Linked DNA regions of Homo sapiens: region 2 is linked to region 1. Evidence: chromatin contacts called from ENCODE Hi-C or POLR2A ChIA-PET data. All regions are on one chromosome and are shown on one strand. Each heading gives the region's core, a stretch centred on a gene start or an enhancer-like site at or near the end of the contact. The rest is flanking DNA. Distances are from core to core; before and after follow the strand shown.

The links. A loop is a pair of places that touch in the nucleus more often than their neighbours do. ChIA-PET counts read pairs that join two places held with the same protein, here RNA polymerase II (POLR2A). Pooled maps may share reads with other maps.
Region 2: a loop to region 1 is called in a map of OCI-LY7, with 2.2 times the contacts of the local background. The contact joins two enhancer-like sites. A Hi-C loop is called at or near these places in 1 of 168 maps with a recorded cell type or tissue (OCI-LY7) and 8 of 50 pooled maps. POLR2A ChIA-PET finds 5 or more read pairs at or near these places in 2 of 52 experiments (B cell and H1).

The regions. Positions count from the first base shown.
Region 1 is chr17:47,222,863-47,229,320 of GRCh38, forward strand. It overlaps MYL4 (myosin light chain 4), which reads left to right. Exons shown (of 7, transcript NM_002476.2): 6 at 152-195; 7 at 647-817. The coding sequence ends at 180. Among named protein-coding and RNA genes, the nearest start is that of MYL4, 17 kb to the left of the region's middle. RefSeq lists an enhancer at 2,541-2,835. Within about 2 kb of position 2,694, at least 22 of the 41 ENCODE cell types and tissues checked have a DNase peak (open chromatin) inside an H3K27ac peak, as active enhancers do.
Region 2 is chr17:46,938,883-46,945,381 of GRCh38, forward strand. It overlaps GOSR2 (golgi SNAP receptor complex member 2), which reads left to right. Exons shown (of 6, transcript NM_004287.5): 6 at 1-3,138. It also overlaps a transcript of LRRC37A2 not described here. Among named protein-coding and RNA genes, the nearest start is that of GOSR2, 19 kb to the left of the region's middle. RefSeq lists an enhancer at 3,974-4,910. Within about 2 kb of position 2,094, at least 2 of the 41 ENCODE cell types and tissues checked have a DNase peak (open chromatin) inside an H3K27ac peak, as active enhancers do.

The DNA.
Region 1 (6,458 bases), core at 1,444-3,943:
CCCACCAACCCCCAAATAAGAGCAGGAACTACACAGTCTGGAGAAAGGGGAGCAGGAGGGTTAGAAGTCAGGCAGTGTAGAGAAGGGACAAGTGGTTTATGGGCCTAGAGGCGCTGAGCCACATGGTGGCTGATTTTCACTTTTTTCCTAGCCTTTGTCAAGCACATCATGTCAGGGTGAAGCAGAGTCTTCCAGGTGAGTGCAGCCTCTCCCTCCTGGTCCCTTCCGGGGTCACATAGGGCCTTAAGAATAACACCATGTGCCCTAGAAGGCATCTGTCCCAGCCCTGACCCCTTAAGAGGAAACCTCTTGGGATCAGGAAGTGAGGACAGCCCTGCTCACTCACCATCTCCTGTCTCCTGCCTGCCCTTGCCTGTTCACCCTGTCTTGACCCTATCAGTCACATCCTCTTGCCTCTCCCAGGATCTCTCAAGGCAATGCCCTTCCCTCAGGCCTGGGGCCTCCTGTACAGGCTCCTGGGAGTGAGAAAGCCGATCCCAAGTGGAAGAGAAGGTCCCTGGCCTGTGCTCTTGACCCCGTTCTTCCTCACTTCTTTCCCTAGGTTTTCCCTGGGATCCCCCTGGGTGTGGTAAGGGGCTGGGTCTAGGAGGGTGAAATGCCCTTTCCTCCTAGCACTTTCTTTCAGGTGCCTGGCCCTTGGCTTTAGCCATACCAGGGTGAGTTAAAGAGAGGCCCCGGCTGGGTGAGCTGAGATGGAGTCCTCGACTTATCACCACACCACTGCCCCAAGGACCTTACAGGCCCTCCCTGTTAATAAACAGCTCTAACACGGCCAGGCTGGGCTCTGGGATTCTGACCAGTCTCTGTTTTGTTTGTTTTTTTAAAACTAATTAACGAATTGCATTGGTTTGCGTTGTGTGTGTGTGTGTGAGAGAGAGAGAGATAAAGTCACCTGAGGCCTCATGTGTGCTCAGAGAAATGAGTAGTATCTGGGAGCTAGGAGACAAGGACAAAAGCCTGTGGATCTAGAGATATTGGGGTCAGACCCAGGAGAGCAAGCTCTGGAAGGCCAGCAGCTTGAGGAGTTGTCACCTGGAGGAGTTTTATTCCCTTTGGGCTCACCCTCTACCTAATCACACCTCCAGATGGCAGGCAGAGAGGGGCCAGGCTGAGGCAGGGACTCCTCCTTTGGTCCTTGCTCTTGCTGCTTTTAAACAAAAATTGTTGTAAAATACACATAACATGAAATTTACCATCTTAACCATTTTTAAGCATACAAGTCAGTAGAGTGAGGTATATTCACATTGTTGTGTAACTGTATTAGTCTCTTTTCATGCTACTGATAAAGACATACCTGAAACTGGGAAGAAAAAGAGGTTTAATGGATTTACAGTTCCACATGGCTGGGGAGGCCTCACAATCATGGCGGAAGGCAAGGAGGAGCAAAGGCACATCTTACATGGATGGCGGCAGGCAAAGAGAGCTTGTGCAGGGAAATTCCCCTTTTAAAAACCATCAGATCTTGTGAGACTTATTCACTATCATGAGAACAGCATGGGAAAGTTACCTCCTACTGGGTCCCTCCCACAACACATGGGAATTCAAGATGAGATTTGAGTGGGGACACAGCCAAACCATATCAGTAATGAATCTCCAGAACCTTTTCATTTCCACCAGCAGAAACACTGTACTCAATAAATAACTCCCCATTCCCTCCTTCCCCCAGCCCCTGGCAATCAGCATTCTACTTTCCATTTCTATGAATTTGACCACCCTGGATAAGTGAAATCAGACAGTGTTTGTCTTTTGTGACCGGCTTATTTCACTTAGCACAATGTCCTCGTGTTCCTTTTTTAAGGCGGAATCATGTCCCATTGTATAGGTCAACCACGGTTTGGTTTGGTCCTCGCTTTTTTAGGTGCCTCTTCCTCTGAGTGCAAAGCTCCTGGTACCTGGTTCAGTCCTGCCTGTTCTGGACATCTCATTGACTCCAGACCCAGGATTCCAGCTCAGTGCCCTGGAAAGAGTCAGGGTCAGAGGTCAGGAACCTCAGGCTGAGAGAGGAGGAGAGTGGGGAGAGGCACGTGGAAAAGAGACGCCTGAAAACCAGCAATTGGGAAGAAGGAGCAAGATGATGTGAGGAAGTTAAACACACATGTATATGAGTAGAAATATTTATATGGGAGCACAGGGGTCCAGTCATCCCAGAAAGGGAGTCCTTACATCCCTGAGGACTCCCCAAGGTGAAATAAATCCTTCCCATGGCCTTTCTGTTGCCTAACTATCAATCATCCAGCCACAGAACTCTGTGAAACATCTAAGAATTCAGCCAAGGCTGCCTGCCTGTCATGGGAAGCTGAGAACCATGAGCCCAAGTTTGCTTTTCTTAGAATTTACAGTCTGGCTGGGGAGACAAGGCCAAGGTCTATATACATGCCCTTTGTTTCCCAGATTTTCTTTGAGGAAGGGTTTCAGCTTTGTGAGTGACTGGTTGAAACACAAAACCAGGGATCTTTATACGGTTGAGCAGGGGTTCATTGAATCCAGTGGTTCTCAAACTTTGGTTTAGACCCATAGCCTTTTGTTCGAACTAAATTTTATGGGGAAGTCAGTGCATGAAACTGAAGAGAACAGAGTTTCTCTGGCTGAGGAGGAGAGGGCTGGGTTCAGGCTTCTTGGAGCCTCTAACTAGGCTCCTTGGAGCAGAGCCAGTTCACCGATTAGTCAGACTTCCTAAGAGTCAAAATCAGGAAAACAGATCCTTAAATGGGAAGTGACTTAATCAAGGTCACAGCTAATGTTGACAAGGTCCCCTGAATTCTACATTGTTTCAATTTTCAACACACCATTTTCAACCTGCCTTTGAAATGTTTTCCAAGCTTGGCTCTTAGGACTCTTTTCCTTGTCCCTACCTCGCAGACTGCTCTTTTTGGCCTCACTTTCTGCTCCTTTTCTTTAAATCACACCCCCAGTTTGAAATGCCAACATTCTCCTTAGCACTGGGGCCTCGTCAGGTTTTCCTCCTTCCCTTCTTTTTTTTTTTTTTTTTTTTGGTTTTTTAACATTTATTTTAGGTTCAGGGGCACATGTGCAGGTTTGTTACATAGGTAAATTGCATGTCTCAGGGGTTTGGTGTACAGATTATTTCACCACCCAGGTAATATACATAGTACCTGATAGGTAGTTTTTTGATCCTCACCCTCCTCCCTCTCTTCTTTCTTTCTTCAGCAAGTATTTATTGCTCACTGTATTCACTTGTGAGGAACTGGAGTTAAGGTTCCCAGTGATTTGAAAACTGAAAGTGTTTTCCTTGCCCAAAGTAGCTTACTGTCCACTTAAGCAAGCACATAAGTATCCAGGGATAAATAGAGAATGATCCCCAAATAGCATAGGGATAACTCCATCTATGTAACATACAGTGTAAGTTTTAAGGAACCAATACAAGGAGGAACCAGAAAGAAGTGAGGCATTACAAATATTTTCTCTGGGAGAAGGGCTTTCAGTGAGACCTTAAAGGAAAAGGTGCCCCAAGGTTGGTGCTTAGCCCCAGGGAGAAGAAGAGCATGAACAGAGGTCATAGCTCACTTACTAATTCAACAGATGCCCATTGGGTACCTGCTGTGCACATGGCACTGGCATGAGCCTTGGGGATATACTGAACCACACAGACATGGCCCCTGTCCTCAAGGAGCTTTCAGTCTAGTGGGAAGACAGACATTAGTTATAATCATGTGACAACATCAGCCAACATTTATTGAACACAGTATTAATTAAGATTATATTTGGCTGTGCGTATGGACACCAAAACACAGTGGCTTAAGAGACATGGAAGTGCGTTTCTTCCTCCCATTACAATCCAGAGATTGGCAGTCCCTGGCTGGCACAGCCGGCATGCTCCACAGTCCTCAGGGACCCAAGTTCTTTTATCGTATGGTGTCTCAGTGTGTGACCTCTACACATGGTCTAAGATGCTGCTCCGGCTCAGCCATCACTTCCACTGAGAGAATAGTTCAGGAAGCATTTTATTTTCTTTTCTCTCTCTTTTTTTTGAAATGGAGTCTCACTCTGTGATCCAGGCTGGAGTGCAGTGGCACGATCTCAGCTCACTGCAACCTCCACCTCCCAGGTTCAAGCGATTCTCCTGCCTCAGCCTCCCGAGTAGCTGAGATTACAGGTGCGCGCCACCACACCCAGCTAATTTTTTGTATTTTTAGTAGAGATGGGGTTTCACCATGTTGGCCAGGCTGGTCTCAAACTCCTGACCTCAGGTGATCCACCTGCCTTGGCCTCCCAAAGTGCTGGGATTACAGGTGTGAGCCACCGCGCCCAGCCGGGAAGCATTTTCTACTTCACAAACCTCCTTGGGAACCAGTGCAACTTATTTGCTGCCTCCATGGTGTTGGGCTTGTTTATCTGAAGACAGAAGAGACTCTTGTCCTCCTAGTCATCCCTTCCCCAACCCTGTACTTTGCCCGGCCCATAACTAAGGTTTGGCACTTGCCCCTCCTGGGAAGAGGTATGCATAAAAAGTGACTAAATAAAGTTCACGATTTTCTTCAACTAGACTGACTTCCACTATTTCGAACCCAGATCCAGACCATGTACAGTTGACCCTTGAACAACATAGGCTTGAACTGTGTGGATCCATTTATATACAGACACTTTTCAATAAAATTTACACTGAATGTGCCTGTCCCTCCTGCCTCTCCTTTCACCTCCACCTCCTCTTCCACCTCTGCCACCCTAGGACCGCAAGACCAACCCTTCCTCCTCCTCAGCCTACTCAACCTGAAGACAAGGAAGATGAAGGCCTTGAAGATTATCCACTTCCACTTACTAGTAAATATATTTTCTTTTCCTTATGATTTTCTTAATTTTTTTCTCCAACTTACTTTATTATAAGAATACAGTCTATAATATATAGATACAAAATATGTTAAATTTTTATGCTTTTCGTAAGGCTTCCAGTCAACAGTAGGCCATTAGTAGTTAAGTTTTTGGGGAATCAAAAGTTATATGCACATTTTGATTGCACGTGGGTTGGTGCCTCCAACCTCTACGTTGTTCATGGGTCAACCATAATTTATGGAAATAGGACTGAGCCCACTGGGGGCCCTTCCACCACCCTGAGGGGTTCCTGACTGAGGGCCTGAGAAGGTGGCATCTCAGGCAGGATGAGTGTGAGTAAGTGGGCCAGAAGGAGGAGGGGAAAGGTGTCCCAGCTCGGGGGAAGATTTAAGGGGGGCTCTGGCCTGGAGCCAGCAATGGCACCATCCTGAAGGGATGATGACACATGAGGGGACACAGGGAAGCTGCTTCTGTGGAAAGAGAGTATGACTGTGTGTTCCCCAAAGGCCAGGCTTTCTGCTCCCTGTGGACAGATGCTGGGGAGAAAGTTGCCCAGAAAGTTATCAGAGGATGGGTATCTTCATGGAAACTTCCCACTGTCAGAGGAACGAACAGCCAGTGACCTTCAGGAGGGAGGTGGGAAAGGAGCAGAGGGGGAGAGGGTATTCAGGGGCCTTCTGTAAGTCTCCTCCCTGTCCACTGCCACAGGCCCCTGACAGAGGCCAGAGCCTCTACTACCCCGCGGAGAGAAAATGAGCAAAGCGGTCACTAGAGCTAAGATGATGATCATATGAGGTCCCCTGATGTCAAAGGTGAATTTCAGAGAGATGATAATAAAGAGCATCATCAACTTACTGAGCACCTACTATGTGCTGGCACTGTGCTAAGCACTTCTATCATTCTGTCATAGCAGTTTAGGAGTTTATGTATTTATTAATTAAAAACATTTATTAATTTAATTATTAATTTAAAAATACATAGGAAGAATAATAACAACAAACTCGACTCATAATTTTTCTAGTTTCCCCTCTCCAGTTAAAGATGGTAGCATGGGCTGGGCACAGTGGCTCATGCCTGTAATCCCAGCACTTTGGGAGGCTGATGTGGACAGATCACCTGAGGTCAGGAGTTCAAGACCAGCTTGGCCAACATGGTGAAACGCTGTTTCTACTAAAAATACAAAAATTAGCTGGGCGTGGTGTTGGATGCCTGTAATCCCAGCTACTCGGGAGGCTGAGGCAGGAGAATCACTTGAACCCGGGAGGTGGAGGTTGCAGTGAGCCAAGATCGCACCACTGTACTCCAGCCTGGACAACAGAGTGAGACTCCATCTTAAAAAAAAAAAAAAAAAGAAGTCCGGGCGCGGTGGCTTACACTTGTAATTCCAGCATTTTGGGAGGCCGAGGCAGGCGGATCACAAGGTCAGGAGTTCGAGACCAGCCTGGCAAACATGGTGAGATTAGCCAGGCGCGGTGGCAGATGCCTGTAATCCCAGCTACCTGGGAGGCTGAGGCAGGAGAATTGCTTAAACCTGGGAGGCGGAGGTTGCAGTGAGCTGAGATCGCGCCACTGCACTCCAGCCTGTGTGACAGAGCAAGACTCCGTCTAGGGGGTGGGGCTGGTCGTGGGGGGTGGGGGGTGGTGAGAAA
Region 2 (6,499 bases), core at 844-3,343, 280 kb before region 1:
CTTGGGAGTGATTGTGGTCTAATTTCCAACCTGCTCTGTTTTCTGTGACATCTTGGAGGGGGAGCTAGTGCCACCACCATGCGCGGTGCTTAGGAAATGAAAGAAGTCCCGGGTCTGTCTCTCTCACTCTCGCTCTCACTGGGGGAGGGAAAGAATGGCTTTGGTGGCTTTGTTCACATAGCTGATGCGTGCCCTGGGAAGGTGTCCACAGTGAGCCCTGTGTGCAGGACTGTCCACACGGTTCACACCTTGTCACCATCAGGCCTTTCTGGCTCCTGATAGGGTGGAGCAAAAGTGGAAAGGAAAGGAAAGAGGCCTTTTCTCACAGCCATTATATTAAATAGTAGGTCGATTCACATCCTCGTGCTCCTGGCCACCCTCCCCTGTGCCTCAGTGACATGTAGATGACTGACTGCCAATACTTGTCACCATTCCCTGGAAGCAGCTACCTAGGGGAAACAAGATGTAGTGCTATTGCCGATAACAAGTAAGATTTTCCACACTACAGCTGGGTGTTTCTCTTTTCTAAAGTGAGGCCAGTGTTATTTCCCGGGAGTGTTCAGTCTTGACCCTAGTCACTGATTTTTTCTAGTTGTTAATAGAGTGGTTGGCTTTTAAGGTTCAGAGACTGTGGCTTGGCACCTGCGCCCAGGCTTTGTGGGCCTTTGCCCCTTAGAAAGTAGCTGTAGGCAAAGATTTGTGATTTTCCAATTACAGTCTCAGCTCTAGTTTTAGTATCTCTAATTCTTTGGTTCCCTTCTCTTCCCTGAAATATATTAGCACCTGCCAGCCAGGCCCTCATTTTGCCCAGCCAGTGTGGGCAGATCCCACCGTGGAGACATCTGTAGTGTGTATGTCCTTGTAACACTCTGTTTTCAGGGACTACAACCTTTTTCCTTCTGTGACCAGCCCCGGATTCAGGCTGTACTAATACCAGGTATATTGTGGAATTTAGTATAAAGGCCAATCTGTCCTGAAGTCCATCTAATGTGGTGAATCACTGAAAGTCTCAGAAAGACCTGGTTAGTGTATGTTCTCATTTACCACAGGCCTACCAGCCCTGGGCACAGCAGCTTCATGGCAAGACATAAAATGACACTCAAAATCCTTCAGATCTGGAAACCGGCTCAGTATTAACCCTACCTTTGGTTGTCCTGCCCTACCTGCTCTGTTAGTTTCTTGTTGCTTGAACTGTCTTCTGTCTTATTTCCCTTCCTTTCTGTGTTCCTCTTCACCTCTCTTGTTCCCCTCCCCGCTGCTCTGTAGTCATGTTGGTCCTTTCAGGCACCTCTGTGGCATAGCTCCCCTTTGGTAAGTTTTCTTAATTGTCATAGATTAACTGAGTTTCCTGGATGCTAATTTCACACTTTCGGTTGGAGGAGATCTCCATTGTTCCTACCCCTCCGGGCCAAATGGGCCCCAGGTTTCCAAGGAAGGAGCAATCTGTGACTCCTAAAATGGGTTGGGGCCCTGCCAGAGTTAAAGCAGTGACTGGAGGGTGGACTGGGGGGTTGCAGCATCTTTAGACCTAGATCTGTCTAACTCTGGGGAGGCACATTGACATTTCCATTACACACAGCACTGCTGCGGTGCCAGGGACCTAGCGCAGGACTTTTGGTAATCCATAAAATGGATTCTGAGACTGCGACGGCAAGGCTGTCCTGTCCCCCAGGCACCCAAGGATCCTGCCAGACAGCACACTTTGGAGGAAGGTCTGCAGGGAGCAGCTGAGCCATTTGTTCTTGAACTCTGGGAGGCAGAAGTCCCCGCACCCATCATGCGTGGACTGATAGGACATCTTTTCGTGGTGTGCACCAGTGCTTTCCACACTTGACAGTGGTTGGCTTTGATGAACCCTCATGCTGCACCTTCAGAGCCAGTCCTCTAGTTTGGAATAAAAATTGCAGAGGTGGTTTTTGGGTCTTTACCACCTGCGGCTGGTGGACAGCAGCCAGTGTGTCTGGACACCCAGGGGCATTGAGACTGCATGTTGTCACATGACCACTTCTCTTCACACATCTGCTTTCAGTGCCTGGTGAAAAATAGACCTTGGCCTAACAGTGTGACTCTCTCCACCGCCTCAGTGTAGGGAAGGGTCCAGGCCAGGGAAGGAGCACCCTCTAGTGGAGGCGGGGGTGAATTCTTAGGTCGAGCTGATGCAAGAAACTCCGGTAGCCAGCCTCTGTGACCTTGTACATGAGTTTGGTGTGCCTATTGTGATTTAAAACAGGTGGGTTATCAAGAGGAACTTGAGATCTCTTTATTACATGGACATTTACTTCAGGGGGACCACTGTAAGAAAAGCCAAACTCCAAGACCAAGTAAGTTAGAGGAGTCTTGATTTTTTAGACTTCACTGCGGAGTTCTGTACACCCTTTGCCCTGATGAATTTGAATGGGTTTGATTTGCAAATTTGGATTTACACCCATTGTTTTGGAAGCACATCAGCTGAATAAAGTTGAGGTTTATTTTATTTAGAAAATCACATTTTGTAAAAGAATTCGATATTCATTTTTATAACTAATGGCCCCCTTTTTTTATGTTTCTAGGCCAGAGATTCTCAAACACTGCTCCATGGCCAGGGGCTGGGCTGGCTGCTTCAGAAGCAGTGGGGAAGCTTTTTAAAATTACATATTCCTGGGGCCTACCCCAGATCTGAATTAGAACCTTTTTTAAATCTCTAAGGTGATTTTATTTTATTTTTTATTTTTGAGACAGTCTCGCTCTGTCACCCAGGCTGGAGTGCAGTGGCGCAATCTTGGCTCACTGCATCCTCTGCCTCCTGGGTTCAGGTGATCCTCATACCTCAGCCTCCTGAGTAGCTGGAACTACAAGTGTGTGCCACCATGTCTGGCTAATTTTTTTTTTTTTTTTGTATTTTTTAGTAGAGACAGGGTTTTACTATGTTGACCAGATTGGTCTTAAACTCCTGGCCTCAAGTGATCTGCCTGCTTCGGCCTCCCAAAGTTCTAGGGTTACAGGTGTTAGCCACTGTACCTGGCCTCTAAGGTGATTCTGATGTGTGTATTTTGGAACCACTGTCTCCTAGACAGAAAGCTTCTGTCTCAAAGATGATCACATTGGTGTAAAGAGCAAAACTTGTTAAGTCCAAAATAAATTCTTACTGTTTATATCCTACCTTAGTCCAAAAAAGATTTGAGGAGACTTTGAGGAAATAACTGAAACAGATACAAAGAAGTGAGGCACAAGAACAAATCAAGTCAGTGTAGAATGTCGACATCAGGACAAGGAACTCAAACGTTGTAACACCCTAAGAAATGTTTGGGGAACCCTAATTTGACTTTCAGCTCCAGTAGCCAAAGCAAAGAAAGAAACGTCATCTGTTACTGTCTCAACCGGGGGGTGACATTTTCTCAAGGGAAAGCCTAGGCCCTTCATAAACAGCTTGCCTGTAGGCCTCACGGAGGTCAGACAGGGATTTTCCTGGCTCCATCCCTGCCAATCTGAAACCCTCTCACTTATGTTCTCCATCATTTATCCTCATTATGCAGACAAGGGGCTGAGCTGTGGTGACTGTGAAGGCCTCACAGGAGTCCGAGAGGAGCTGGCCCCTCATCCAGCTTGGAACCATGGGCCCACTTAATCTCCCACACTTCTCGTGGGGTGCTCTGCTGGGGTCTGGGGGGATTGAGAGGTGTGCAGGGGACTGAGATGGTGCAGCCTGCTGGCATGGACTATAGAGCTATAAGGTGTTTGCTGCAGACCCTTCAGATAGTATAGGGCAAGTTCCCTGTTGGGAAATAATTTCCTAACTGGAAGGGGAGGGAATCTGAAGTGAAAGCTGTCCTCAGGCCTTGCCCCTAGGGGGCGGCATAGCCCTATCTGTGGCTAGTGGGCCCTGAACACACTGCCTTAGGCCTGCTGTACTTAGAAGCTGAGAAAGGAAAGTGTCATTCCTTCCCCATTTTCTGTGTCCTTTTCATTTCATATGGAAGGCACATGGGAGAGGAGTGTTCAGGGGTGCTGGGCCCCCAAGTGCTGTTGGTAAGTTCCCCACCATGGAGCCTCTGTGAGCCATCCCTCCCCGCCTCATCCCCATGTCCCTCTAGTACAGGGTTCCCAACCTTGGCTCTGCATTGGAATTCCCTCGGGAGCTTTAAAAACCCATGTGTGGGTCTTCCATTCACCCTCTTATTAATTGGCCTGGAGTGCAGCCGGGGCATTGGGAGTTGCCCAAGGCGATTGTAATGCCCAGGGGTAGGGAGCCGATGGCTCTAATACAAGAACATCAACCCAAGGCTAGCCCGTCCCCCATGCACTTCCCCTGGCCGCACCGTGGGAACCACTTGCAGAGACCAACTAGGGGCAGGGATGGAAGCCTGATTCTCCCTCTGGATCAGAAGGAGCCAGATCCCTTGTGGCCATTGGGTGCCCCTCATTAACTGACACCTCTCTGCTGAGTAAAGCACCTTGATGTGACAGGCCAGCTCTTCGCTGCCCCTGCAGTGCAGCCCCCAGCCCTCCCCACCACCCCTGCCTGGTGTTCCGTCCTCCCTGGACTGCTTGGTCTTCTCAGAACATGCCACACACTCAGTACAGCTGCACCTTTGCACAAGATGTTTCCTCTCAGATGTGCCACAAACACCCCCACAATCCCATGAAACCTCCAAGAAGCCTGCCCCTCCCCTCCAAACAACCTCATACTGCACGCTTCCTGCGGAATGGGAGTTGCTCCTCACCGCAGGGGCCTTTGTGCATCCCGGGCACGTAGTAGGCGCAGGCGCCATCGGGTAAGCGGCTGCAGGAGAGCACTTGAGCCCATCCCCCATGCAGGGCCAGCAAAGCTGTTGCAGCCAGGCCAGGAGGAAGCCAGAAGGTTCAAGGCCACTGATGCTACGAGCCATGTGCTCACAGGGCCTCAACAACAGCAATGACTGCAGTAAAAGAGGAGAGGCATGGGGCCCCGTGAGGGAAACTGTCACTCAGGACTGGGGAGAGAGAAGTAGAGTGACCAACTTGTCTGGGTTTTAAAGCTGAAAGTCCTGAATCCTGGCGATCCCTCGGTCTGATGGTCACCCTAGATAAGCTAAAGGCTAGGACAGGCGTGACTAATGCAGGGTATCTAGGAAGAGGGGGCTCTCGGAGGCTGACTCCTGGCTTAGCAATTCCATTAGTGTGGTTCCACTGGCCCTTCCTTCCAGGCATCTGTGACATGGTGGCTCCTGGAGAGCTGGCAGAGGCTGGGCCAGGCCCAGGAGGGAAGTATTCCAACCTCCTCAGAAGACAGTGGCTGACAGTACAAGAGGGGACATTCATCTTTATTCCGTCTTCCAGAGCCCTGGCATGTGTCCAGTGCCAGTGTTAGCTGTTTCAGGGCAGAGGGAAGGAGTTGGAGACAAGCAGCCCTCCGCAGTTTGCACTGGTTACAGCGGCCGGAGGCTGTGGTAAGAGCGCTGAGCCCAGGATGCAGAGCCTGGCTTCAAGTCCCAGCCCTGCTGGCAGCAACCACGGGCCACACACCTCTCAGCCTCAGCTTTCTAAGAATGGGGGTAACACCTGTCCCACGTCCCTTTCTGGGGTGGACATGAGGCCCGAGTCACGTAGTGCTTTTGGCAGATTCCAGAGGTCTGAGGCAGTGACCCTCAGCCTGGGCTGCTTCCTGGAGTCCCCCAGAGAGTTTGGAAGTCCCGATTCTGGGCCTCGCTCCCCAGAGATGCCGAGCTACCTGGTCTACAGTGGGGCCTGGGCTTCAGAATTTTTAATTTTCTTTTTTTTTTTTTTCCTCTCATTCTGTTGCCCAGGCTGGGGTGCAATGGTGCAATCTCGGCTCACTGCAGCCTCTGCCTCCTGGGTTCAAGCGATTCTCCTGTTTCAGCCTCCGGAGTGGCTAGGATTACAGGCACCCACTACCACGCCCGGCTAATTTTTGTATTTTTAGTAGAAACGGGGTTTCTCCATGTTGGGCAGGCTGGTCTCGAACTCCTGACTTCAGGTGATCCACCCACCTCGGCCTCCCAAAGTGCTGGGATTACTGGCATAAGCCACCGCAGCCGGCCTTAATTTTTAACTTTCTAAGGAGTCTCCTGTGAGGTCGAGATTGAGAACCACGGCTGTCAGTGCATCCCAGGTGCAATGGAGTATCATTCCTGTTCAGCTGGAAAGACAGGATCTACTCGTGAAACAACCGAGGTTGAGAGGTGATAGTTTAGTGCGGCCATTGTGGTGGGGGCATTAACCAGGAAGAGCTTTCTGTGAGAGGGCGAGGTGATGGGTGTGTGAAGGACAGGAGATGATGTGGGAGCAGTCGAGGGGCAGGAGTGGCCTGGGGGAGGGAGGAAGCTCTAACCAGCCCTGGCTGCTGTGGGCTCTGAGGCCTGATGTGCTGTCTTCTGCACGACATCCTCCACGCACTGTCCTCCGTGTTCCAGCTGGGAAACTTGCTGCTCAGAGGCCTGAGTTCATGCTGCTGAGATGCTACTGAGAGCTGGAGAAGCTGTCAGGCTGGTGTGGGTGTGGACAAGCCCTACTGTCCTAGGAA